Regions from separate parts of the Homo sapiens genome. Here regions 1, 2, 4 and 5 are each linked to region 3. Evidence: chromatin contacts called from ENCODE Hi-C or POLR2A ChIA-PET data. All regions are on one chromosome and are shown on one strand. Each heading gives the region's core, a stretch centred on a gene start or an enhancer-like site at or near the end of the contact. The rest is flanking DNA. Distances are from core to core; before and after follow the strand shown.

The links. A loop is a pair of places that touch in the nucleus more often than their neighbours do. ChIA-PET counts read pairs that join two places held with the same protein, here RNA polymerase II (POLR2A). Pooled maps may share reads with other maps.
Region 1: a pooled map shows a loop between it and region 3 (2.6-fold over the local background). The contact joins the enhancer-like site here to the promoter of RMDN2 in region 3. A Hi-C loop is called at or near these places in 1 of 37 single-sample maps with no recorded cell type and 2 of 50 pooled maps. POLR2A ChIA-PET finds 5 or more read pairs at or near these places in 2 of 52 experiments (B cell and MCF 10A).
Region 2: a loop to region 3 is called in a map with no recorded cell type, with 4 times the contacts of the local background. The contact joins the promoter of HNRNPLL here to the promoter of RMDN2 in region 3. A Hi-C loop is called at or near these places in 9 of 37 single-sample maps with no recorded cell type and 13 of 50 pooled maps.
Region 4: a loop to region 3 is called in a pooled map, with 8 times the contacts of the local background. The contact joins the enhancer-like site here to the promoter of RMDN2 in region 3. A Hi-C loop is called at or near these places in 9 of 37 single-sample maps with no recorded cell type and 10 of 50 pooled maps. POLR2A ChIA-PET finds 5 or more read pairs at or near these places in 5 of 52 experiments (HEK293, MCF 10A, T-cell and 2 more).
Region 5: a loop to region 3 is called in a pooled map, with 2.8 times the contacts of the local background. The contact joins the enhancer-like site here to the promoter of RMDN2 in region 3. A Hi-C loop is called at or near these places in 1 of 168 maps with a recorded cell type or tissue (OCI-LY7), 2 of 37 single-sample maps with no recorded cell type and 5 of 50 pooled maps.

What each region holds. Positions count from the first base shown.
Region 1 is chr2:38,719,921-38,725,258 of GRCh38, forward strand. The region is part of intron 4 of GALM (galactose mutarotase); the gene reads left to right. The region is part of intron 1 of LOC124905993 (a long non-coding RNA gene); the gene reads right to left. Among named protein-coding and RNA genes, the nearest start is that of SRSF7, 29 kb to the right of the region's middle. RefSeq lists a silencer at 2,304-2,363 and an enhancer at 3,154-3,203. Within about 2 kb of position 2,967, at least 9 of the 41 ENCODE cell types and tissues checked have a DNase peak (open chromatin) inside an H3K27ac peak, as active enhancers do.
Region 2 is chr2:38,599,309-38,605,108 of GRCh38, forward strand. It overlaps HNRNPLL (heterogeneous nuclear ribonucleoprotein L like), which reads right to left and starts at 3,620. Exons shown (of 13, transcript NM_138394.4): 1 at 3,130-3,620. The coding sequence starts at 3,318. RefSeq lists silencers at 3,340-3,439, 3,460-3,509, 3,730-3,799.
Region 3 is chr2:37,923,832-37,929,362 of GRCh38, forward strand. RMDN2 (regulator of microtubule dynamics 2) reads left to right here and starts at 1,456. Exons shown (of 11, transcript NM_001170791.3): 1 at 1,456-1,594; 2 at 5,431-5,531. The coding sequence starts at 5,447. RefSeq lists a silencer at 1,271-1,510.
Region 4 is chr2:37,387,645-37,393,244 of GRCh38, forward strand. No RefSeq gene overlaps it. Among named protein-coding and RNA genes, the nearest start is that of QPCT, 46 kb to the left of the region's middle. RefSeq lists an enhancer at 2,460-2,649. Within about 2 kb of position 2,932, at least 15 of the 41 ENCODE cell types and tissues checked have a DNase peak (open chromatin) inside an H3K27ac peak, as active enhancers do.
Region 5 is chr2:37,003,858-37,009,234 of GRCh38, forward strand. HEATR5B (HEAT repeat containing 5B) reads right to left here. Exons shown (of 36, transcript NM_019024.3): 28 at 4,754-4,991; 29 at 3,193-3,447; 30 at 1,775-1,902. Among named protein-coding and RNA genes, the nearest start is that of STRN, 40 kb to the left of the region's middle. Within about 2 kb of position 1,339, at least 2 of the 41 ENCODE cell types and tissues checked have a DNase peak (open chromatin) inside an H3K27ac peak, as active enhancers do.

The DNA of each region.
Region 1 (5,338 bases), core at 1,717-4,216, 800 kb after region 3:
TATTGTTTTGGCCAGGCGCGTTGGCTCACACCAACACTTTGGGAGGCTGACCGGGTGGATTGCTTGAGCCTAGGAGTTTGAGACCAGCCTGGGCAAGATGGTGAAACCCCGTCTCTACTAAAAAAAATAATAATAATAATAATTAGCCAGGCGCAATGGCACACACTTGTAGTCCTAGCTACTCGGGAGGCTGTAGTGGGAGGATCACCTGAGCCCAGGGAGGTCAAGCCTTCATTGAGCTGTGATCATGCCACCGCACTCCGCCTAGGTGACAGAGTGAGACCTTGTCTCTAAATAAATAAACAAATTTTTATTGTTTTAATCTGTCTCTTCCACCAGATTCTAGGCTTTCTGAGGTCAGTTTAATGCCTGGCACATAGAAAATGCTCAAAAATTGGTAAACTAACAAATTTGTGTTTGTTTTTTCCCCATCCAAAAGTAATTGCAAGGATTAATGTTCTTAAGGTATAATCACGTGAAGGCACTTCTATGTTAAAAAAAAAAAAAAAAAAAAAAAAAGGCTGTGGGTGGGGGCAAGGAGGAGCCAGGGAGGAAAATTAGTCTCCTGTCAGAATTTGTGAAGTCAGTGCTAGGAGGTGAAAACATCACCTCTTAGATGCTAGCAGTATACTAGCAATCTATTGCTATACAACAAATTACTCCAGCACTTCGTTTATTATCTCTAATTGTTTCTATTGGCGGGGAATTTAGACAGGGCACATCTTGTCTCTGCACATGATGTCTAGGGCCTCAGCTTAAAAGATTAGAACAGGGCTGGAATCATCAGAAGGCTTGTTCACTCACATGTCTGGCAGTTGATGTTGGCTGTTGGCTGGAGGCCTTGCTGGGGCTGTCAGCCAGAACAGCCCACACACAGCCTCTCCACGTGACTTGAGCTTCCTTACAGTATGGTGGCAGGGCTCCAAGGGCAAATGTCTTGAGAGAGAGAGAGAGGGCGAGGCTGGAGCCTTTTACATAACCTGGCTGCAGAAATCACACAGCATTACTTGGCCACATTCTTTTGGTTAAGGTGGTTAAAAAGGTCCATCCAAGTTCAAAAGAGGAAACACAGACTCCACGGCTCAGTGAAGAAGTATCAACATCACATTGTAAGGAGAGCATGTGGATGGGATCTAGACTACTGTGGCCATCTTTGAAGAATGCAATCTGCCACAAGCAGTCATGGGGAAAAGGCCAAATTCCTCATAATAGAATGTGGGTGTGAATCTCTTATGTAAGACAAGAGATATGAATCAAGGCAGATGGATTTTGTGAAGGCAGTGAGTTTTTCCTTCACTTTCAGAGTGCAGGTAATTATAACTCTGTCAAGAATGCAAATAGAAAGAGGAAGGTTTAATATTTTGTGACAGAGATCTGGAATGTTATAAAGTCCTATTTCCAGTGATCAGATCTACTTCATCTTCTTGCAAAAATGAGGCAGTTGTAGTGGCTAGAGTAACACCCTCATGAACTCTCTTTGTTAAGTCATCCCCCGTCCCAGTCACTTCCACCTCTTCCTGGCTTACTGTCACTCTAACATCACTCTTGTCATAATCCTTGATTATTTTCTTATCCATGTTGGTGATACCCTGACCACTCTGCTTCTTTTTTGAGACGAGCTCTCACTCTGTCACCCAGGCTGGAGTGCAGTGGCATGATCATGGCTCCCTGCAGCCTTGACCTCCCAGGCTCAAGTGATCTTCCCACCTCAGCCTCCCTAGTAGCTGGGATCACAGGTGTGCACCATACCACACCTGGCTAATTTTTTAATTTTTTGTAGAGACGGGATCTCACCAGGTTGCCCAGGTTGGTCTTGAACTCCTGGGCTCAAGGGATCTGCCCTCCTTGGCCTCCCAAAGTGCTGGGATTACAGGCGTGAGCCACCGCGCCTGGTCCACTCAGCTTGAGATCCACTCATCCAATGATCTTGTCCTTCACCCTTCTCAGCTGCTCACTTCTTTGACTTTGTCATGACCTGTCTTTGCAACCTTCCATGATCGCTATTCTAGATGTCTTTCAGCTCCAATAATTCTTCAGCACCACAAGAACATACAGTTCTTTGGTATAACTACTACCTTTTCACTGTCCCTCCCCAACTATGCCTTCCCTTCCCCCCCCCACCCCCCCCCCCCACCTAGAACAGAAGCGCATCATGCGGGCCGGGTGAGGCGGCTCATGCCTGTAATCCCAGCACTTTGGGAGGCGGAGGCAGCTGGATCACTTGAGGTCAGGAGTTCGAGACCAGCCTGGCCAACATGGTGAAACCCTGTCTCTACTAAGAAGTCCGTCATGAGAATCACCCCTTTGCACACACTCAACTCTCTTGCCCCCTCCCTCCTTCTTGTGTGCTCCTAATAAACCCAACCCTGATTAACCCCACCCCCTACACCCTCCACAGCTGTCATCATGCAGTTTCTGGTCTCTGTATTTATGAAAACAACCTCTAGTGGGCCCTTGATGCTGTCTGCAGTCAGACATTCTCTGAAATAGGGCATGGGCTGCTCCTCTGGCCCAGAGCTGTAACCCTAGATTGTTGGGTCAGAGCCCCTCATCTGCCAGGCACTGCTGCCCAGACCTTAATACACACCCATCTGGCCTCCAGGAGAATAAGAAATCCTCTTCAGAAACTGCTTCTCCCTGCCGACACCCCTGGCTTTCTGGTGGCTTCAGAACTAAAGTTGGAGGATGTGACATTCTGTCTGAGGGTACCCCTTCCATTTCCGCTTCTTTTTCCTGAACACTCAGCATTGCTGAGAGCTATTTTGACAGCTCCTTCTATTCTTAGCACCAAAGCACAAAGTCATATATGCAGATAAACCAAGGCTAGAAAAACTGCATGTTCATTTTCTAAATTCTTAGTGAGAAAAATCAAGAGCAACTGTCGGGGTTGGGGGCGTAAGGGGCTGTGACCAAGTCGGACACTCCAGAGGGAGGTGGAAAGTGCCTGAGTGGAGATTCTGACACTATGCAGATGTGTCACCTCGGGCAAGTCCCTTCAGTTGCCGGGGGCTCAAACTCACCATCTGCAAAGTAAGGGGACGGGATGAGGGAATTCCTAAGCCCCTTTCTAGATCTTTCATTCTTCGTCACCAGATGCTACAATATACACAGTTGCCTCTGGGTTTTTTTCTGCCTCTCCTGCCTTCATTCATCAGTTTTTCAATCAACGAAAGGCTCTGCTTCATGCCCAGAGGGTACAGAGATAAATAGGGCACAATTCTTGCCCTTTAGGACCTCACTTTCCTTATAGACACATCACTTGATATATGTGAAAGTTGGTTATACAAACTGGGTCATTGTCATACCCAACTAACTCAGAGTTGAGAGGCCGGGGGAAAAGAGCAGTTAGGGTACATAGCACCTGCTCCAAGAATTGATTTTTCTGCAAAGCTGAAACAGCCTGCTATAACCCTGAGACCAGTTTCACCCTAGTAATCGCTAAAATGACCTGCTGTGACTCTAACACTAGTTTCACCTGCTGCTGTCACTCACGAGTCAGAGCCTGCCAGCTCCCAGAAGTTTCTTTAGTGCCAATGAGCGTTCTTTCAGAACAGTATGTAACATTTCTCTTTCTAATAAAACTCCCGGCCAGGTGCAGCAACTCACGCCTGTAATCGTAGCACTTTGGGAAGCTGAGGCAGGAGGATCACTTGAAGCCAGGAGTTCAAGACCACCCTGGGCAACATAGTGAGACCTCATCTCTACAAAAAAATTTAAAAATTATAGCTGGTGTGGTGATGTACTGCAGTAGTCACAGCTACTCGGGAGGCTGAGGCAGGAGAATCCCTTGAGCCCAGGAGTTTGAGGCTGCAGTAAGCTATGATCAAACCACTGCACTCCAGCCTGGGTGAGAGAGCAAGACACTGACTCAAAAAAACAAACAAAAAAAAAAGCAAAAACAAAAAATATGTATATCTAATAAAACTCCCAACCTTCTCTTTGTTTTCCAGACATGCTGAGGACCACCTAGGCTGTGTGTGCACTCTGAATTGCAATTCTGTGATTCTCTCTTTTTTTGAGACTCAGTCTCACTATGTTGCCCAGGCTGGAGTGCAGTGGCACAATCTCAGCTCACTGCAAGCTCCACCTCCTGGTTCAAGCAATTCTTCTGCCTCAGCCTCCAGAGTAGCTGGGACTACAGGCACACACCACCATGCCCAGCTAATTTTTGTATTTTTAGTAAAGACAGGGTTTCACCATGTTGGCCAGACTGGTCTTGAACTCCTGGCCTCAAGTGATCTGTCCATCTCGGCCTCCCAAAGTGCTGGGATTACAGACATGAGCCACCATGCCTGGCCAATTCTGTGATTCTCAAATAAAACATTGAGAGATTCATCTCTATATTTTATTTGACTTTGACAAATCCTGTAATTATGTCATAATATGATGAACGTTTTGAGAAAAGTCTATTCTAAGTATAATGAGAACAAAGAAAAAAAAGATTGGTCCTGGCTATAGAGGTTAGAATATTTCACAAGAAGAAATTATGTTAGAGAATATTCTTGAACGATCAATTGGACTTTGCCAGACTGTGGTGGGCATAGGGGACCCAGAAGGAACATTCATTCTAGTTATGAGAAAGGGCCCAGAGACATGGCGAATCTGGGGGACAAATTCCACATTTTCCATATACTTGATCATTAAGCACATGACCAAGTGTGTCAGTGCATGAGGATGGACAAGATAGATTGGAGCCTTCACTGTTTTTTTCTTCTCATTTACCAAAAATTTCATCATTTTAGAATTGTCCCAGTTTTCTAATTTTAAGTCAGGGCTTCTTTGTCATGCTTAAAGTCTTACCCTCTGTGCCCTCTGCTCTGTGTTCTATATGGTAGCCTGAAATTTGGCCCTGTTATATATATTTATTTATGCCAGACTCCTGAAGGTGTTCAAGCATACCATTTATCAAATATTTCCATGTAATGTGGCAGCTAATAACAGCTTCGTTTTACAGAGGGAAGAGCTGAAGCAAACACTGATTTGTAGATTGCTTGGTAACAGGAAAGAGACCTGATGTATGCCCTCTGTCTTTCCTTCACAAAAATTTTGTAGCTTTCTTTGTTTCTTCAAGCCTTCTACCTGTAGTTATACTTTAAGGGAGATAATTATAAGCAATTTTGATTGACCTGAGTCGATCACACTAGGACTGTCATAAGGGTTAGATTTTGAGTTGACTGTGGCTTTAAGGAAGAATTAAATATTGTAACACCATTTAAAGTTATAGAAGAAAGCATAAGTTACCACTCAGAATATAGGTTGGTAAGACTAAAATCTTCCTGAGCCCATGAGAATACCTGCTTTTTTTTCCAAGTCTAATTGTTTCATGAAGAATTGCTGA
Region 2 (5,800 bases), core at 2,370-4,869, 680 kb after region 3:
TTTAAAATCTCCAAAATAAATTAGCACTCCATCCCAATTCCTCAAGTGGTTTTCCCAAGTGAAGCCTTAATATTTCCAAGTCAAGCTGCCTTCTTAAAAGAAGATACAGAAACTTAATATGATCTTGAAGGTCATGCCTATTAAATTTAAGAACACTACTCCACAAGAAAAAAGTAACTGTATAATATGTGGCAGGAACCTCTATAATCAAGCCTTATTCAACAATGCAGCTCAGTGAATGTGAAAAACCCTAGGAGTTTTTTGCTCTATTAAAAAAAGGTACCAGAAGACACAAATTTGAAGGGTGTTTTATTTCTCATATCCAAAGTATTAACTCTTCTCTCATTTCTCTTTGTACCTTCAACATAATGATCACTCACAATTATCCATTCATTTCTAAGTTAAGAGCCTTTGTAGAACCACTATGTTTTTCTTAAATACTCACTTTCCTCTTTAAATGTAGTCAATATATTATCAAAGCACTCAAGGTTAATCATAAAAAACCAAGCAATGTAAATCTTCAAAGGCTTACTTTGCACTTTACAAACTTCCAACTAGAGTTGAAAAGAATGCCATCATTGTACCTAACCTGCATTTACTTTAACAGTCTGACCACAAAGGTATTTCTTCTCTGGGCTGAAGGACCACTGAAGTTGTGCAAAACCCTTTTCGGTTACAATGAATTACCAAACATGTGAACGAAGAAGCACAAGACAGTAAACTTCTATCCGGGGAACGTCTATCCTAATAATAGAATTTTATTATGTACAGGTTTCCATAGTTGCCATGATTTCAAAATAGTACCAAAAATTACATGAAAAATATTTAAAAACAAGATAAACAAGGCTTCATTAGATTTCATAGTACAATGATGGTTTTACTGTTAAATGAAAACAATTCACCCTTTCCTAGGAAACATATCAGCAGTAAGATAAACAAAAAAATTAAAATTTATACCTCAATCTGCTTATATCAGTTCCCGCCGGGGTAACTTAAAAGCAGCATTAGCATTACGTTAATCACTTAACTATAGCTTCGGTTAAAAAAGGCATGTGTTTCAACCTTCATATTTTACAGACTAAGAGAACTCAGAGTAGTAAACTGACTTTCTCAGACTCACACAAATTGTATGCTAAGACCAGGTGCGGTGGCTCACGGCTGTAATCCCAGCACTTTGGGAGGCCAACTCAGGTGGATCTCTTGAGCCCAGGAGTTAAGAGACTAGCTTTGGCAATATGGTGAAACCCCTTCTCTACAAAACACAGAAAAAAAAAATTGGCCCGGCGTGGTGATGCAGGCTTCCAGTCCCAGCAACCCGGGAGGCTGAGGTAGGAGGATCGCTTGAGACAGGGAGATCAAGGCTGCAGTGAGCCGTGATCACGAGCTGCTGCACTCCAGAGCTGCTGCACTCCAGCCCCGGGCCATAGAGTGAGATCCTCTCAAAAAAAAAAAAAAATTGTATGCTAAGCCTAGACTCTTGACCACCCCCAAGCCCTACTCAGTGCCATTTCCACCGCTCCACACATTTCGCTTTGGATACATTAATTATATGTTATTTTCTTCCCAACATCCAAAATAATACTATTGATTTAATGCTTTATCTGTTTTCAAAAACAAATTTTTATAATCTGATTTAAGTATCTTTCCAAAATGCCTGAAGACATTTCATGATGCTGCACAAAAACCCAAGCAAGATTTCTAGCAACGAGGTACACTGATCGAATACATCGAAATATCAGTTATAATATTCCTGTTTCCAATTTCCACAACAGAGTTGGCTTTGAACTGAAACTTCCTAAGAAAAAACCATTTCCTTTATTCACACTTCCAAGTTACATTTTGAATATTTCAAATAGCTCGGCACAAAAATCTAAAGTAATAGCTAACACCGTAACAAGACTGAGAGAAAAAGTTCCTTTTTTAAATGTGTTGCAAAGTTTGCTCTCACATCCTGGTAACTGGAAACTGCAACGCTGGGTGACTGACCAGCCTTTTTTTTTATTATTTAAAAATTCAAACGGCTATAAAGGGCTTCTAATGTGCGTCTTATTTTTAAAAGGTAAGGTAAAAACCCTTTTAACCTAATAGTAGGATATATGTGTACAGTTTCGTAATTCTGTTAAAGTTTGCAGAATTAATCACAATTCATGTGTTAAATGTTTAAATAACATCTAAGTCATTAAAACCGCTTAAGTGCACCAAAAAAGGGCAATAACGTTTGCTCCGCTTTGTTTCCTTAAAGTCTCCATCCAACTGAAGCTAACTACTTGCTGTGGACAAAATGATCACATTCCTTCTGCCTCCCCCTAACATTTCTGGTAAGAGAAAGACCTGGCTCTAGGAATGTGTGTTTAATGCAACCCTGAGCTCACTTCATCCTTTCATGGGGCAAATGTGGAATAAATTACCAATGAAAAACTTTAGTAATTTTAAGATTTGTTTTACTTGAAGGTAGGGGTGTACCAACAGCTGCCAACACTTCTGTTGAAGTGTTGTAACCGAAGAGGTAAAAAGTGTACTGAGTAATCCACAAAATTGGGTAGAGCAAAGGATGCACGCCATGCTTATAAAGAGTTTAATTTTAAAATTTTTTAAATTAAACCTTCAAGGGAACTAGCATGTGAACGCCAAGGCATAATCTGTTATTTAATTACGGGTCTCCATAGGACCGAGGCGGAGAGAGCTCCCGGTAGAACCGACGCAACCATCCCGGGATGGTGACCAACGCGCGGCTGCTGCGGGCAGAGGGACTGAAGAGAACCGGTGGTCCCGACGCTGGCCCCGAGCCCGAGGAGTTAAACTAACAAAGAGCTCCCCGAGCCGCGAAACCCCCCAGAGCGGAAGCGACGCCTCCCCGCCGCCGCCGCCGCGCCGCGACCCTCCCCAAGTTCAGGGCCCGGCAGTGGACTCGCTGCGGGGCCTGCGGCCAGGACGGCGCCGGGTTCGCAGTCGGGATGCGGGAAACAGGTAGAGGCCAGAATACGAGCCCCAAAGAGAAGAGTGGGCGCTTCCCCAAACGGGTCGGCGCAGCGGAAAAGGCTAACTGAAGCAAGCGGGAGGCCCCGCACCGAGGCCCTGCTTCCCGGGGAGCAGCCAGGCACAGCGGACAGGGGGGCCGCGCTTTGTTACCGGCTGAGAGAAGCTCCGGCCGCCGCCGCCGCCATCGCCCCCGCCCCGGGGCGTCGCTTCCCGGCGGTTCTCGCCTTCCTCGGCCGAGTAGTCGATCTCCCCCTCCTCGGTCTTGAGACGCTTGGCCTGGCTCTCGTACTCCCGGTCCTCCTCGTACGTCTCCCTGGGGGAGGAAGAGGAGGAGGACATGGCGGCGGCCGGAGGGACCGGCTGGCAGGCGGGTGGGGGTGGCGGTGGGGCGCGCGCCTCGGATGCCGCCGGCCAGTCCTCGCCGCCGGCAGCGCCTCTTCTGCGAGGGTCTCCGCGGCCCGGCCGTCCGCGGGGACTGCGCGGCCAGGAGACTGGCGGCTGAGAAGCGCGGACGGACTGAGGGGGGCGCCCCGGGAGGAAGCTCTGGAGCGGCCGCTCCTCTCAATTACCGAGCCAACATTCAGCCTCTCCCTCCTCCTCCTCCGTCTCCGCTCCCTGCCCGGAGGAGCGAATCTAAGGATGGGGACGCAACCGTGGCTTCCGGTCTTCCCTCCTCCCCTAAGCCGCTCCCAGCCGCGCAGGCCGAGCCTCCGCCCCCGCCTTCGCGGCCGTCGCGCAGGATCGAATCCAGCCGCAGCCTGCGGGAAGCGCCCCCCCCGGCCCGGGTTCTGCTCCCTATTGGCAGGGGCGGGAAAGTCGACCGGGCTTCCCATTGGCTGTGAGGGCCGTTCGTCAAAAGCCGCCCGCTGCTCGACCTCACTTCTCTCCCCGCGCCTTCTGAACTCGCCGCGGTCCTGGGAGGCCCGGCGCGCAAGGCGCGCCGCCTGGGAGTAGTTGCGACCCGCAACCGTTGGCGCTATGCGGCTCCTACCCGAGGCCAGGCGTGGAGTGAACACGGACGAGCGACGAGAAGTGCGGAGAGGCTAGGGCTGCGGGTGTTAACCGCCCTGCCGCTAATTTAAATGCTTTTTATCACCTCTTAAAAAGAGAATGAGGAAAAAAACCTCTAAAATCCCTGCAGTCATACCCCCCGAAAAGCCCTAAAATTGCAGGCGATGAAGGGAGAAAACGGCTTGGAGCCATGAGAATGGTCTTTCCACTGTTTTGTGTGCAAAATCTGGTAGAAGTGGGCGGACCCTCCCGCCCCTAGCTGGGTGTTGGAGAACAGCTGTCAGCATTGACTGAAGGCTGCGAGGCGCGCGTCGGCAGGAGGCGCTGCACGCGGGCGCTCGTCGGTCTGATCGGTTATAACTCGTTTGTAACCTGGGCCCTTTACTGACTTGCCTGTCCCTGTAAGTCCCTGCTCCAGTTAAATATGTTTTAATCCTTCCATATAAAATCTCATCCTCCATCCCAATTCTTTCTCTTCTGGACAATGTATTTACTTCACTTGATCATTTATTGTCGAAAGATACAAAAGCCTTTCAAAGTTCTGTGATCACAGCTTGCTTCCTCTGTGGTGTCCTGAGGGCTTTTCCAAGATTTTAGTTGCTGCTCTCTTTTTGCAACAGGGCCCCTTATAACTCCCTCTTAAGATGTTCTGTTTTAAAAACTCTGTGAGCGCCTGAAGACAGGAACTGTGTGCAATTTTCATTTTCGCAAGCCCAGTTCCTGTGCGATCTCCAGCACAATTTAGGTGCTCAACAATGCTGAATGAGTAGTCCTTGGGAAATAAAGGTCCAGTGTATCTTTCAGGACAGAAACTGGCAAATCAAGGCAACCTAACTGCCCTCTGTCAGGTGCCTCTTGGAGGACTGCCTGAGATCAAGAGCCTCTTGTGTTTCTGTTGTCCTTGTCCCTCGGATGCTTTCCTAGATGTGGCTCTTCCTTTCCTAAGAGTGTAGATTGCTTCCTCCTCCAGCCTAGTTCTCTCCAAAGTTATTTCCTCCTCCAAAAAAGCTATTTTTATTTATTGCTGAGAGTGCTTTAACATAACACTTTTGTACTTTGTAAATTACACCGGCTGTCATTTTGGAATCTAATTGCAAGATTTTCCACACTATGCAGCTATAATCAAATGTGTGTGCGGCTGCAGGTATACATTGACAAAACAGAACTAAAAAAATTATAAATTTATTTTTTAAATTAAAATGGAAGTCGACAGAAGAAATAGCAAAAGAGTGGCAGAGCTGGCTGCGGATGAGAAAATGTCATTGGCAAAAAGCTCTGCAATGGTTTGGGAAAGTAAAATAGCAACAAGGGAAACAATGATACAATTCTGCTTAAAATATGTCCTATGGATTCATATGTCCCCTAACATATTCAGAATGCAGACATTACCTGGCCTTCAGAAAGCTGAAGATACCAAGGGTCAAAAAAAAGGTCTAACAAACCTACTTCACGTGTTATCTTTAGCATCCATTGTCCTTTTTATAGCAGTCTCAGTATCAAAGATCAGGAAAGGATGAGTGAATTAATAAACTTGATACAAAGGAAACTTCTTTGATGAGGTGAGATGGGCCATTCTCAAGATATTTTTAGTTTGCTCAAATTAAAAGAGAAGAGCTGAGAGCTTAAAACAATTATTTTTTAGGAGAAAGAAAACAATAGAATATTATGTGAAATAATTGAGTGTGATGAGAAGCACTAAATATCTTTTTGTTAAGTATGAGCAACTACCTGTTAATTTTGTTTTATGTACATTTTCATATGCTAGGTGAATTTAGTTTGGTAAATTCTATTCACTCACAACTGGATTTAC
Region 3 (5,531 bases), core at 206-2,705:
TTCTGCCTCTGAGGTTTAAGCAATTCTCATGCCTTAACCTCCCGAGCAGCTGGGACTACAGAAGTGCGCCACCACACTCGGCTAATTTTTGTATTTTTAGTAGAGATGGTGTTTCATCATATTGGCCAGGCTGGTCACGAACTCCTGGCCTCAAGTGATCCGTCCGCCTCAGCCTCTCAAAGTGCTGGGCTTACAGTCGTGAGCCACTGCGCCCTGCTACAAATTACTTTTAATAAAATGACCATGGCCAGGCTTACTTATTCTTCAATGCGGCTTGCCTGAAGCTCAAAAAATCATCTTAAAGAGCCTATAGAATCCCTGAATCCCTATCCGTAAACAGTAGTATATGGATTGCAAAACAAGCCTTCTGGATTCTTCATGGCTTTATGGGTGTTGTCTGCTGTTGCTGTTTTGAGAAAGAGTGTACCCATTTTTAATTCTGCTCAATATATTGGTGGGAAGTTTAGAGATTAATGTTATGCAAACCTAAGCTTGAGGCAGTAATACTCAAGGTGCGGACAATACAGAAGCAGTGTATGTACTGTTTTGTTTTTGTTTTTGAGACGCTCTATCACCCAGGCTGGAGTGCGGTGGCGCGATCTCGCCTCACTGCAACCTCTGCCTCCGGGTTCAAACGATTCTCCTGCCTCATCCTCCCAAGTAGCTGGGATTACAGGCGTCCACCACCACGCCCGGCTAATTTTTTGTATTTTTAGTAGAGACAGGGGTTTCGCCACGTTGGCCATACTGGTCTCGAATTCCTGACCTCAGGTGATCCGCCTGCCTCAGCCTCCCAAAGTGCTGGGATTACAGGCGTGACCCACCGCGCCCGGCCCAGTTTTTAAGAGCGTATTTAGCAGAATTAGTTTCATTATACAAACCACAGAAAGCTGGGTAAAACCTTAAATGTCAGGCATCTGAAAAAACAGCGGCTTTCATCTAAAGGCAACTCGGAATGGCGGGGAGAAGGAAGAGGCTGTCAAAATTGCTCATTAAAAGAAAACGTGAGATAAAGCTATGAACACGGGGCTGCAGATATCAGTAATTAGTGCAAGGCGTCTGCCTTTAATTCAGTCGTGAGGAGTAAAGTGCAAGGTTGTGCCTAGAAAGGGCACAGAAAAAGGTTTAACTAGGGGAGAGGGAGTGGGTTTGAGAGCCGGAACGAAGCGAGCTGGCGGTGGGCGTGCGGAGTGGCAGCAACGCGAGAGGGAACGCGCTGGGGCTAGCGCGGAGGCCCAGAGCCCAGGCGGGGGAAAAGGTGCCGACCGGCTTCGAAGGGAGGCGACGGCCGAGACACACGGTCCGGCGCGAGCCAGGCGCCCCGCGACGTGCAATTTTATTTTGCAAAAGGTGCACCCAACGCCAGTCCCGGTAGAGTTGAACCCACCACGAGAGGGAGAGGGGGCGGGAGCGGGGGGCCGAGCGGCCGCGGGCTCCTCCCCCGGCGCCTCCGCTATCTGGGTCAGGACGCGACGGCCGCGGCGCGGGACCTTAGGACCCGCGGGCTCCAGGGCTACTGTCCGTCCGCCACTGCGCGCCAGCAGGTCCTGGTCTCCGCTCTCCAACAGCTGAAAGGCCGGCGCAGTGAACACAGGTGCGTGCGCAGTCTGGGAGGGGGCTGCTCAGCCGCTGGGGGCCGGACCGCGCCGGGGACTTGCGGAGGGAAGCGGAAATACTTGCGGTGGGGGCGACTGCACTTCCGGGTCGGTGTGTCCCTGGCGAAGCTTGAGCCTGCTAGCCAGCGGTGCTCTGCGTTCCCGGGGCTGGAGCAGCGGCCCATAGTGGCTTCCCGGGTTCATCCCTCGCTGACCCTGCGCCACGGAAGCCCTAGCCCCGGAGGTCGCTGGTATTTCCTCGCACGCGGACCCTTCTGGGGTGCGTGGGGAACAGGCAGTTTGCTGCCTCGGCCCGGCTGGTCCCTGCAAACCCCAAAGAATTTCAACAGAGACACTTGCTGGGCTCTCGCTCGGCTTTCAGCCTTGCGCAAACATTTTGTTTTTGTTTGTGTGGGGTTTTTTTTGCTCTCAGACTCCGTCTGTGCCTATTTCACACAAAAACGAAGGCCGGATTATCAGTGCTGCCAACATAGGGGAATGAGGCAAACACTTGGGAGCCCTAAATTTAAAATAAATTATAAAATACAAAAAAACCATGAAAACCTGATGAAATGAACAATAGAATTCACTTCGAAAGTACCAGGTTTTCCAGGACGCTGTAGGAAATCTGATCACTAGTTCAAGGTCTCAGTGCAATTCTCTTAGGAAACTTAAACCTCGGGCTTTTTTGTAATGTCTCTTTATCCTTGCAAAATTTGTCATACCTTCCCCGAGTTTATTAGAGTTATGCATTTTATATTTTTCTCCTCTAAGGGTCTGCTGATGAAGTTAATGAATATCTGTGCTAGATTTATGGTGAAAGCATTATAATTAATTTAGTAAAGCATAATTTCTACATCAAAAAATTAATTTTAAATAAAACTAGAACATGGAAATGAAATGTTTCTTCAGACATTTCTTCAGAAAACATTTCATATTCTATTTTCTTTAGAGTCAACATTTTGATGTCATTTTAGAATACTTGATTCTCATCTCAACCTTTAATATTACACAATAATACACATTAATTAAGTGCCATAATCTATATTAAAATGTCATTTTCCATTGTTATTTACTAGCACCTTACAAATTGAAACGTAACATAATACTTTGTATCTGATTATTAAAATATTAGAGTTTTAAAATCTGTTTGGTAAAGTTTTTAATTACTATATTTTTTTATACTACAAGTGTATACTATTAACATAATTAGAAGTATGAAAGCTAACAAGGCTGGAGGCAGTGGCCCATGCTGCTTATCCCAGCACTTTGAGAGGTGGAGGCAGGATTGCTTGGGCCCAGGAGTTCGGGACCAGCCTAGCAACATAGGGAGACTCACTCTCTACAAGTAATGTAAAAATTAGCCGGGCGTGGTTGCCCACGCTTGTGGTCCTAGCTACTAGGGAGGCTGAGGCAGGAGGATGACTTGAGCCCAAGTGGTCGAGGCTACAGTGAGCAGTGATTGTACCACTGCACTCCAGCCTAGGTGACAGAGCGAGACTCTAAAAAAAAAAAGCTATGTAAATGACTTCATACAACCTTTGAAATTATTCTGAAGGCAAGCAAGTACTCTGATGTATTTTGTACATTATTTTTAATGTGTCATTTTTCAAATTATCAGTGTTGAAGCACATTTGTTTTATGCTGTTATAAAACTCAAACATAGCTTGAACTGTTAGTCTTTAATTGTGTTTGTTTAAAACATCAGCTCCGTTGATTCTATTTTTTTCTAGTTAATTTTTGTGGTTCTGAAATAATATTTCAGCTTTGAGCATCTCTGTTCAGTCAGTACTCTCCTTCACCTCCTTGTTGATGCTTTCCAAATCTCCCACATGTTGTGGGTGCATCCAAGAGTTAGGAACAGGTTGTCAAAGGTGACAGTTTTCACTTCCCAGTTGGGTGATCACTGGGTAAGTGACTTGACACCTGTGTGCCTCAGTTCACTTATCTGCAAAATAATAATAGGACCTGCATGGAAGAGATGATTTGGAATTGGTGCAGTTCCTAAAGAAAGGGCCAAGCAAAATAAGACTTTCCCACCTGCTGAAACCTGGTCCTGTCTCAAGAATAAGTTCTCCTTCCTAGGTAGATTTTTACTTCTACTTATTTGCTTATTAAATGAAAATATTTTCAAACTAGGCTATATTTCTTAATGTAAAAGTCCAAGGTATGGGCAAAAGAAAGCAATCAGAATAGGAAGATTTCCTTTAATAGACCTCTATATCAGCGAATGGACATCCTGCCTGAATAATTTTATTGACAAAAATAAAGATGATTAAACTTGATGTGTGAATATTAGCTGGAATGCAGTTGTAATTAATGGGCATAGAGTGACTTATTTTTTTGCAATAAGCTTTCAAGATAATTTAGTTTTGTGATACAATTTTTTTGTAGAATACATTTACACATCTAGCAATAATTAGCTACAATTTCAGCTGAAGTTACAAATTGATTGGAATCTGTTGCTGGCATGTCTCCTGGATGAGCTGGGAGTGGGCAGATGGTTATAGTTCCCAGTTATACCAATTAGGTGAAAAAAAATTTTTTTAAGTTAATTCCAGGCAAATTTCTGTGAGGTAAAGCAGGCCAGATTAAGTACCAAGGCTTTCTCTGGAATCTTTGGTTTAAAAGAAGGAATTCTTAAATCTCTTGGATATAATATTCACTAACACCTGAGGTAATTTCTGGAAGATTATTTTAAAGTCAGTCCTTCTCTTTGACACTTAGGCCTGTAATGAAGTGTAGAACATCCAAACAGGATACTTTCTGTGTTCCAGGCATATACTCTAGTGAAATAGGAATCCAAAGACGTTCTTATTTTAAGCAGGCTTTTCAGAAATAGATTATGGCTGCTTGTTCTCTCAGACCCTCTTCCATAGGGCATTTGCGAGCCCAGAAATCCTAACCAGTAGACCACCAAGGAAGCATTTGAAACATTACATTTAGTTGGCCATTTGAAGTGTAAGAAACAATGCTTGGTAGAATATGTGGAATCACAGGATATAAAGCAGAGGATGGTGAATTTCGGGTATACAACCTAATTCAGAATTTTCATCTTACTGATATTTTTTCCCCAATTCACACTCCCAGCTATTTACTTTGCTTCCTATCTTCACTTCCTATCTTAGAACAGTGAAGCAATCAAAGAGAGCTTGCATAACCTCCCACCACTGCATCTACCCACCTATTTAAATCTCTGCTCACATAATCTGCCTTTTATGACTATGAATGAATGGTTTATGTTCCCATCAAAGGTCAACTCCTGTGCTTGTGCGATAGAGCCCACCTCCTTTGCCTTCTCAAGTTTATTGCTATGCAGTTTTCTATATGTCTACTTCATCAATTTTTCTTTTCTTTTTATGGACTCTTTTCTGTTGGCAAAAAAAACCTGTTATTTCTTGATCTTTTGGCACCATTTTCGCACTTAATAATGGCGTAATTTCTCTTCTATTTGTTTTCTATTTGCCCATCTGTTCTTTTTTCTCCTTTTCCTGCCTTCTTTTGGACCAAGTGAGTATCTTTAGTGTTCCATTTTTATCTCTATTATTGTCTTGATATGTATTGCCTGGGGTTTTTTTGTTTGTTTGTTTTTTAGTGGTTATTCTAGGGTTTACAGCTATGCATCTTTAACTTAATATGATAATTCTTCATTGTAATCTAAGACTCTTACAACAGTATACTTCCATTTGTCCTTTCCCACCCTTTGGGCTATTGTCCTACTTTTTGTAAATCCTGTGATGTAAACTTGGCTTTTGTTGATTGAAAAAGCACCTATATTTTTGTCTTGGACAAAGACATAAACAACATTCATTTACATTTATGTTTTTAATTTTAGAAACGAAAACCAAGAAATGCCTTATTCCACAAACAAAGAGTTGATACTTGGCATCATGGTGGGCACTGCTGGAATCAGCTTGCTGCTCTTGTGGTACCACA
Region 4 (5,600 bases), core at 1,682-4,181, 530 kb before region 3:
ATCCAGGGAAGCTCTGGCTTCCCCAGCAGCTGCCCTGGGGGCCAGTGACACAACCCAGAAATACATACAGTTAATGTCCTGCACAGTAGACAAATCAATGGAAAGCAGGAGATAGGAAGAGACCGAGGGTTAATTGCTTACCCTTCCTCCCTCCAGTGGATTGTTTTGACATGCAGTGATTTTATTTGACCTCTCTGGAAGAGATGGAGATGGAGAAACAAGCTGTATTTGTGGCAAAGCTGGCCATCTTGGTAACACATCCCTTGTATTTGCCATTCTTCCTTTCCTGTCTCACTTCCTACTTTCCTTCACTTTTACTCCCCCTAAATTGCACCTTCTCTCATAAAGTCTAAGCCATGAGCTTTTGTTTCAGGCTCTGATTTCTAGGGGACTGTTATCTGTTTATTTGTGTGTTATCTCTCTCTCCTCTCTAGAATGTGAGCCCAGAAGAAGAGTAGGGAGTTTGTTTCGTTTACTGCTGTATCCTCAATGACCGGCCTAGTACTTGGAACATGGTAGATGCATGTTAAATACTTGTTGAATGAACTTCATGATGAGGAAACTTGTCTTTCCTAATCCTGGACCTTAAGCCAGGATGATTCACTGAAGCCAGGATGGTTCACTTGTAAGTCACCTGGTAAGTCCCACTCATCTGTGGCAATCCTTTGGTACCTCTTGCTTTGAATCTGCTCTTGATCTTGCTTCTGCTTCCTCCTCTCTCACCTGTGATATGCAACAGCCTCCCAATTGGACTCCCTGCAGCATTCCACCCTGCTTCATTCTAGACTTCATGCAACAGTCAGAGAAATGTTTTAAACACATTAATCAGGTCTCATTGCTATGCTGCATAAAACCCTGTGATGGTTTTTCACTGCACTGAGAATTAATATGAACTCCTTAACTATGGCTTACTATGGCCTACAAGGCCCTCCCCACTCAGAAACTCAACAATCTTTTTTTTTTTTTTTTTTTTTGAGACAGAGTCTCACTCTGTTGCCCAGGCTGGAGTGCAGTGGTGCAATCTCGGCTCACTTCAACCTCCACCACCTGGGTTCAAGCAATTCTCCTGTCTCAGCCTCCTGAATAGCTGGGATTACAGGCGCCCAACATCATGCCGGGCTAATTTTTTTTTTTGTATTTTTTGTAGAGACAGGGTTTCACCATGTTGGGCAGGCTGGTCTCAAACTCCTGACCTCAGGTGATCCACCTGCTTCAGCCTCCCAGAGTGCTGGGATTCTAGGCGTGAGCCACCGTGCCTGGCCCAGAAACTCAACATTCTACCACTCTTTCCCTCCCTCTCTGGCCTAAAATGCCATTGCCCTCTTTTGTTCCTTGAACTTACTAAGCAGTCCCCTGCCATAGGGAGGCTTCTGGACATCCTTATCCTCCACATGGGATTCTCCTTTAGTCCCGATTTACATTGCTGTCTCTTTCTTGGCCTTCTCACAGAGGCTGTTCCTCACATCCTCTTATCCAGAATAGGTCCTTCCCTGTATATTTCTATCTCAGCACTCTACTCATTTCTTTCTTTTTTCTTATCACAACTTGTCATTACAATATTGTTTTACTATGGGTGGGGGGCAGCCTGTTTTCATGATCAAATTGTAGGTTTCATGAGGGCAAGGACTATGTCTATGTTTTTCATCATTGTATTCCCAGCAACTTGGAGATATTTGTGTGTGTCAGAGGTTTAATACATACTTGGTGATTAAACAAATATTCAAGAACTGATCCAGCTTCTATTTCTCTGGCTTCAGGACTTGCCTCAAATGTCCCTTTATCACAGGCCTTCTCCAACTACCCTATATAAAATGTAACAGTGTATCTCCTGGCTTTTACTCTTGATTGTGGTGAGAGATTTGGTATCCTTGGTCTGGGCCTTTTGTGTTCTCTAAGAACCTGGTTTGCCCTCTGCCTCTTGGCTCTACTGGCTGCCATGAGCATCTACACCTCCCAGCTCCAGCTCTCAGGGCCCCTGTCCTCATTCAAGGCCTGCCCTGCTTCATCCTGGAGGAGATGGGGCAAACTCAGATACAGAGAGCTTTAGCAACTTGTTCAAGTTTATACAATAATGAAGATTGGGCCAGAAGTCAGGTTTTGGGATTTGCACCCAGTCTCATGCCTTTTCACTCTATTATGCTAATCCTGTATCTCTGTTTCAAATCGAAGTGACTCATTTTGAGTTTTCAGATGAACACTCCAAGTATTATGGAGTACCTGGTTATTTGAAGTAAAAAAAAAAAACAAAAAACCAAGAATTGAAGCTTCTAGCTAGACAAACAAAGCTTGAAGCACCAGACAGCTATTGAAGACCAAATCTACCCACAGGGCTGGAATTAGGCACCGAGGGAACAGATGCAGGGAGAGATCCAAGCTCACAGCCAGGAGCCAGATGCTGGGTGTAAGCTGTCTGTGCCTGTCCTCCTTTCCCAAGGCCCGCCAAAGGGAGGCTCTGAGCTTCAGAGTGGGGATCTAGACTTCAGTTGCCAGTAGGTTCTGAAAGTGCTGCCCTCAGGGAAATGGTGACTTAGAAACAGAACTGCAACAAGTTTCAGTTGAACTCCAGGGAATTCCCTAGGTATGCCTCTTGCCTCCTCCTCATCTCTCTCCTTCAAAAGAAGGACATTTGAGGAAGTCCCAGGGAAGAGAGATGAGAAATATGGTTATGAAATAAAGAGAAATGAAGAACCACAGTATGGAGTACTTTTCTGCATTGGGTAGGATTTGTGGGTGAGACAGAGAATTGGGTGGAGGGCAGAAGGCCAGAAGGAGTAGGCAGAGGAAGGAGGGGGTGTTGAACCTCCTTCAGGCATCGAGCGAGAAACCTGACCTCGGAATAGTCACACTTGATCTCCTTTTGGCTTCTGTGTACCAGCAAAGCCTTTAGGTTTAGTCTGTTTCCTCTGTGGCAGAAAAGGAAGCCCAAGACAATTTGCATAGGCAGCTCTCAAGCAAAGCCTCCCTCAAAGAGTTTCTGACTCATCCCCATGACTTCCTCCCCCATCTGTCAACAGGGGAAACTCCAGGTGGGAGGTTACATTTCCTGCCTCCCTGTTATGGACTAGTTTCCTTCCTGGGAGGTGAGGCAGAAGTGGAGGGGACTTTCTCCCTCCTCATCATCCCATGCCTTCTCTCTTCTCCCGGTTCCTCTCTATCAAACTCTATGTTCCCATTTTGAGCTGAGAATAAGGAACAGCAGAGTTGATTAGAAACATTTTAAAATCAAGTGATTAAACTCTGATAATGGCAGAATTTCAAACATGAGTCAGTATGTAAATCCAATTGTAAAGATGAAGCTTTGAAGATATTTCTGTGTTCTCAGAACCTCAGAAGTTAATTCCTAGACATTGCTTCCTCCTAAGGGCAACTTCAGCACATGGTCCACAAGGATATAGGGCAGGATCCTCATAGAGGTAGTGGGCTACATGTCTCAAGTTGTAGGATGCTCTGGGTCCTCAAGTCTATCTATCCTCTTCCTCGAGTTCTGCACATCATCTTCTACATGCTGCTGGGCTCCTGAAAGCAGCACAACACCCTGACGGGGAGCTTGTTTGAGCATTCATTCTTTCTGTGTTTTGATAGTGTTAGGTAGGCCACCATCTGTGGGTTCTGTTTAGATCCACAGTTCTTCCTCTGGACATGGGATGTATCAAAGCAGGAAAGAGGCTGCCCATCTGAGCTTTTCATGATGTCGCGGCTGTGGCTCTGGCTGTTACCAGAGCTATACAGGAAACCCAGGGAGAGGGCTTGAAATGGTTGGGCATCAGGTATAAAGAAAAAAGCACTCAGAAGTATGGAATTTGTTTACATTGGTTCAGGGAACCAAAGAAGATTCGAGAATAGAATGTTCTGTCCTGTGTGCCCACTGAAATTAGAATTGTATGGGATTTTCCTCCAACACCCTGGTGGCTATTTTCCAGTGTCTTTTGCTGATTCCTCTTCATCTTCAGACTTGTCAAGTTTGAAAGGCTCTAAGACTCAGTTCTTGTTCCTCTTCATTTCTCCATCTCAGTCCATTGTTGACCTCATCCAGCTTCAAGTCTTTAAATACCATGTATATGTTGGCAACTCCTGGAGCTCTCAAATGTTTTCTAGACTTGTATGTACAACGGCCTACTGAACAGTTCTACTTGAAGGTCAGATTCAGCAAGTTCCCACTGAACTCCTGGTCTCCTCCCCACAAATCTGCTTCAGACATTGTTGGATGGCAGTAGCTCCAACCTTCCTGTAGCCCAAAACATAGGAGTCATTCTTTTTATTGAGACATAATCTCGCTCTGTTGCTCAGGCTGGAGTGCAGTGGTGCAATCACGGCTCACTGCAACCTCCGCTCCCTGGATTCAAGCAATTCTCCTGTCTCAGCCTCCCTAGTAGTTGGGATTACAGGGGTGTGCCACCAAGCCCGGCTAATTTTTGTATGCTTCGTAGAGACAGGGTTTTGCCATGTTGGCGAGGCTGGTATCGAACTTCTGACCTCAAGTGATCCACCCACCTCGGCCTCCCAAAGTCCTGGGATTATAGGTGTGAGCCACCATGCCTGGCCTTGGAGTCATTCTTGATTCTTCTATTTCACATCCCACACCCAGTCAGAAGGTAGCCTGGCCAGGTCTATCTTCCAAATACATCCAGAATCCAATCACCTTCTACCACCCCCATTGCTGCTGCACTGGGTCCAAGCCACCATTATCTCTTACCTTGATAACTTTAACAGCCTCTTATCAAGGCTTCCTGGTTCTACCCTTGCCCCCTTCAGTCTATTCTTCATGCAGCAGGAAGAGCGGTTCTTTAAGGAATTAGGTCCCGTCATGTCACTCCTCTACTCAAAGCCCTGCAATAATTCCTTATCTCATTCAGAATAAATGCCCTTACAGTGGTCTGATTGGTCCTCTGTGATCTGTCCTTGAGCACCATTCTGACTTCATCTTTGACTAGTCTCCTCCATTGCTCACTCTTCCTTAGCCACAGTGGCCTACTTGCTGTTTCTTGAACATGTTAGTCTTAATCCTACCTCAGGACCTTTGCACAGGCTGTTCTCTCTGCCTGGAATATTTTCTCCCCACATACCTGCATGGCTATTTTTTAAAAAAATATTATTCCATTCCTTGCTGAACTGTAATTTTTCAACGATGTCTTGCTTGATCCCTCCCCTCAGTTTAAAGTTTTAATCTTGAGATTTTTTACTCTGTTCTACTTATTTCTGTATCACCCTCTAACATATGGTAAAATTTACCTATTTAATATGTTTGCTTTTTGTCTGGGCTTGTTGGCTTATACCTGTCATCTCAGCACTTTGGGAGGCTGAGGTAGGAGGATCACTTGAGCCCAGGAGTTCAAGATCGGCCTGGGCGACATAGTGAGATCTCGTCTCTACTAAAAAAAATAAATAAATAAAATAAAATAAAATAAAATAAAGCCAGGTGTGGTGGTGTGTACCTGTAGTCCCAGCTACTCAGGAGGCTGAGCTGAGAGGATTGCTTGAGCCCAGGAGTTCGAGGCTACAGCAAGCTATGATCACGCCACTGCACTCCAGCCTGGGCGTCAGAGTGAGACCCTGTTTCCCCAAAAATGTTTGTTTTATATTATTTGACTTTCCCATTGAAA
Region 5 (5,377 bases), core at 89-2,588, 920 kb before region 3:
ATTTTACTCCTATGTATTTTCAAGCAACAAATGATTTATTATTTACATATTTAAATGTGCTTTATATTCAGAGATGATCATTCTCCTATTGGAAGGAAATAATTGAGCTAAATAGTATTGTAGAGTCCAGTGCTGCTAAAATTTATAATTTCTAACCTGAGCTGAATATCCAAGAATTTCTACAACCTCTGCCTACCACAGATTGTAGAAATCTCTGGTGAGTTCCTCTTCTATTCACTTCAGCAACTACTACAAACTTTTGCCACCCACTTTAAGCTTCTTACTCACAATCTTCCATACCAAATCCATCCAATGAACCTAAATGAAATTTCAAAGAGGGGGAAAAGACTTAACTGCAACCAAAGCCACCTTTACCTCTTTCCTTAAGATCATGTGTTCAGCCTCTTATGTGAGGCTTAATCTGAGGTTAATCTTTCCTTATGTGCTCCTATCCTAACCTATTTGACTTCCTAGGGATTCTTCAAGGACTCTGATCATATCTCGTATGTTTTCAACTTCTCTCTCTAGTTAGGCTACTCTTGTCAGTATAATGACAATGCTCAAGTCTTTCTTATCACATGTCCCCCCTGCACTATTCCCAAAGCCTCCAGATCCTTTTATCTACCCTATGTCCTCCTCTATGTATCTGGCTCCTTCCTTTCCCAGCCTAGATGCTTCCACTTCCTTTACTCTCTTATTCACTCCTCAATCTTCTACTATCTGGCTACTGGTCACCTCAAACAATCCTCTGCGGGAGGTCACCAATAGCCTCCTCTAGACTCATTTCTGTGCTTATTTACTCGATTCTTTCTTTTGAGACTCTGTCTACCCTTCTTGAAACTCCTCCCTTGTCTTTGATAACTCTGTTCTCTTTTGGTTCTCCTGAAACTTCTCTAGCAGTTTCCACTGTTGATTTATTTCCTTCTTCTCAATTTTTAAATGCTATTTATCCTCAAGCTTCCAATCTTGGTCCTCTTTCTTCTTCCTTTATTCAGCCTTCCTAGGCTAGTGTTATCATTTCTCTGGAATTATGAAAAAAGCCTCAGAACTGGCCTCCCTGTCTCCCTTCCCATCTCTTACAAACCAACCTACCTCTACGGGCTGACAGAATGATCCTTCTGAAATATAAAGTTAGTTACATCATTCCTCTACTTAAACATTTTTAATGATTCCCTATCACTTTCAGGATAGGGTTCAAACTCTTTTACATGTCATCAAGAAACCTTCATGATTTGGTCTTCACCTTGTTGTCCAGCCTCATCTAACAACCTCATGTTCCATTCATATCGGCCATAGTAAATGGCTATGCCCTTGAACTTGCCGTGTTCTCTCATGCCTCCTAGTGTTCGTATTTGCTATTCTTTCTGAGAGGAAAACCCGTCCCGCATGTGTTGCCTCACTAATTCCTCTTGAAGATTTGATTCAACCATTGCCCACTCTGAGAAACCATCCTTTGCTTTCCTATCACAACATCGGGCTCCTCCTCTCTATTCTAATTGCAGCTTTACATGCACTAAAATAGCACTTACCACACTGTACCTATCTCCTAATTCAGGCACAGTGAAACTGCTTTCACTATCTATAACCTCAAACCACGTTTGAGGCAGACCAGGCACAGAGTAAAAGTAACTGGGTGAATAAATACAGGGAGTCAGTGTATTCATATCATGTTAAAATAGGATCCAATACAGAAAAAAAATCCATCCTTTTTTCCATTGTAAAGCAATACTCAAAAAAAAACCACACAAGTATCTATCATAGCAATACACTGTACCTGATCTTCTGCAATATGGACTCGAGCATAAGGGGAGTCTAGCAAGGTATGTAAGGCCTGCAGGCATGCTGTAACATGTTCAATGGGCTCCTCAGGTCTAGGGGAACAAAGAAACTGTATACTCACACCTGAAATGCACAAAATAAAAACATGTTTTTTCACTTATAAAACACTTTATGTTGTTTGATCCCATATTTCTTCTCTATTTATGTTTTTACAGATTACCTTAACATGTATTTATTAATACCTTAAAGTAGACTTCAAAATGGTTTCCAAGTTAAACAGCCAAACTCAACATAAGGTTGTAGTTTTGCAATTAGGTTAATATTCAAATTAGCTATGTGTGAAAGAAGGAATTCCCATGCCATCAGGTTGATTATGAAGATATTAAGTTTTTATTTCTAGGACTTTTAAAATAATACATTAAGAAAATAAATTTACAAACATTATAAAATTGTTTTTCATTAAATGGTAGCCAAATAATTTTTCATGCATACAAAGTTTTTAAATGGCAAGTTATAGAGGCACAATGGGTATCATAGTAAACAACTGCTTTTAATTTACATAGGGGTAAAGTCATTGTTTTGGAAGTTTTTCACATTTTCACTTACCAGATCTACTGATGAATCCGATAATTACACCTTATTGTGTTCCTTTTCACTCCCAGAAAACATAAGATCACTAAAAGCTTCATTACCATGTATAAATTCTTAAATGTTAAAAAAGCATCTATAGCTGGGTGCAGTGGCTCATACCTGTAATCTCAGCACCCAGCCGAGGTGGGTGGATCACCTGAGGTCAGGAGTTCGAGACCAGCCTGACCAACATGGAGAAACCCCACCTCTACTAAAAATACAAAATTACCCGGGCGTGGTGGCGCATGCCCATAATCCCAGCTACTTGGGAGGCTGAGGCAGGAGAATCGCTTGAACCCAGGAGGCGGAGGTTGCGGTGAACCGAGATTGCGCCACTGCACTCCAGCCTGGGCAACAAGAGTGAAACTCTGTCTCAAACAAAAAACAAAAAAACAAGAAACAAAAAAGCATTTATAAAGCAATTTTACATTAGGATTCACTGAAATCTTCTTAAACATTTTTTTCTTAATGGGATAATTGGTTAAGTGCCAAGTAAAAAGAAAACCTGTTGTTGAATAAAAAACATATTACGTTTTTTTACTGAAAATTGTTCGATATTGCTGTGTGAATGAGCATGACAGTTAAGTAGTTTCAGTAGTTTTTAATAATTTAATTTCTAGGTTAAAAATTCAATTAACAATTTATAAGGTGAGGTGAAAAATCCTTTCACTTTTCCTTCTCTGAACTGTGCTATACTGTACAAAATCTTTCCATAGCTTTAAAATGAAAGATATGAATTTTCAGAAGTGATAATCTTGAAATATATTAATATGACAGACCTACCTAAAATCAGATGCATTCTGTCTTTGTTAATTTCTGGCAAAGATTTAGCACTACCCACTGCTCCTGATGCCTGGTTTAAATTGACAGATGTAGAACGTTTTTGTAAACCAGATATTGCTGCTGCTTCTGTAGACTCTGAGCACGTAAATCCTGTGCTATTTAACCAAAGTGCCACCGCATGGAGAATTGGGGCCCAGGAATTCCGATAGTGAAGTCTAGCTGTATCAATAGTTTCAGGGGTATAAAATGCTCCACCTGTAAAGCAATCAAATCAATTAAAAACATTACTTTTTTTTTTTTTTTTTTTTTTTTGAGACCAAGTCTCGTTCTGTCGCCCAGGCTGGAGTGCAATGGTGCGATCTTGGCTCACTGCAACCTCCTCCTGCTGGGTTCAAGCAATTCTCCTGCCTCAGCCTCCTCAGAAGCTGGGACTACAGACATGCGCCGCAATGCCCAGCTAATTTTTTGTATTTTTAGTAGAAATGGGGTTTCACCATGCTGGCCAGGCTGGTCTCAAACTCTCAATCCACCCGCCTCAGCCTCCCAAAGTGCTGGGATTACAGGCATGTGCCACTGCACCCGGCCAAAATATTACTATTATACATGTTCGCTCATTTATGAACCACTAACAAAAATACCTGTTACATACAAAAGAGAAATCTAGCCAAAGGGCTTCTCCTCTTTATAAAGCCACCAAAAGTAACCCCTTTTCTGTAGCTGATGAACTGGAATACCTGTCTCTTCCTCACTGATGCTAGTTTTCCAGCCTTTCCTCTGCTACTGCTGATGTCACTAAGTATTCTTACCTTTTCTTACCCTGTTGTCACAGAATTTACCTCTTCATTGTTGCCAGTGGCTCCTAAAACCCTATCATCTTCTCTTTCTATCACAACCAGGGAACTCTGTTTCTTCCCTCTGTTTCTTTCTTCTTCTGCTATTCCTCTCCACCTCCTGTTGTTTCCTCTACTAACACTGAGGACTTCCTCATCACTCCTTGCTGTTATGATGGATTAAGGAAGGAAAAAAGGGGGCGGGGGAACTCCATTATTCTTATCATTAATATATAGGAAGGAGAATGGGTTCTTCAAGTAGGAACTAATAACACACTTTCTAAACAGAAAAAAATGTTGACGATTTCTACACTGATTTTGATAAGAAAACTAAAGTACAATTTGCAAAGCACTTTAGGAACATAATTTATTGGCACACTAGGAATCTGAAATAGAATATGAAAATACAAACATTGAACAGTACAGCAATATACATCTATGGTTATGCATAATGACTTGTTACCCATAGCTATTTAGAATACCCTAGCTCATACAGCTATTATTGTAACAGTGCTTGCTAATATGTTTGCTTCAGCCAACAAAAAAGCTCTATATCTTCTATCTACAAATTCAATATAGAGTACATATTCTAACTGAGACAACATCAAACTTAAGCCACAGAAATTTAAACTGTTACTATAGCAACTGTTGTTGCTAGTCTATACCGTCTCTATTTTGTTTAACTACTACTTTGAACTCCATAAAAGTAAAACTCAGAATGTAATACTCACCATCTGGAGGAAGCTGACTAGAAAATTCGGCTGGTAAAGTCAAGAGTGCATAATCTTTTAATGCTGCTAACCACAGGCGACTGAGTGTTGGTAGTTCAGGTTGTACCAGTGTTATTAAACTATCTGGTGGCAGTTCATCGATGGTACCACAGTCGTCATCATCATCGTCAGTATTTTTAATTGCTCTTTTTGGTTTTGACTCTGCTTCCTTTTTAATATTCATAGCGACCACATATACCTAATATGATATTTATGAGGACAAAATAGTAAGGCATAAGATAAAAAAATAAGATATTTTACGTTATTATAAAAATACAGTTAAATCATCAAAGATAACTGGGTATAGATATTAGAAAGTATACACTTTGGCTGGGTGCGGTGGCTCACACCTGTAATCCCAGGACTTTGGGAGGCCAAGGCGGGTAGATCATGAGGTCAAGAGATTGAGACCATCCTGGCCAACATAGTGAAACCCTGTCTCTACGAAAAATACAAAAATTAGCCGGGCATGGTGGCAGGCACCTGTAGTCCTAGCTACTCCAGAGGCTGAGGCAGGGGAATCGCTTGAACCAGGGAGGCGGAGGTTGCAGTGAGCCGAGATCGCGCTGCTGCACTCCAGCCTGG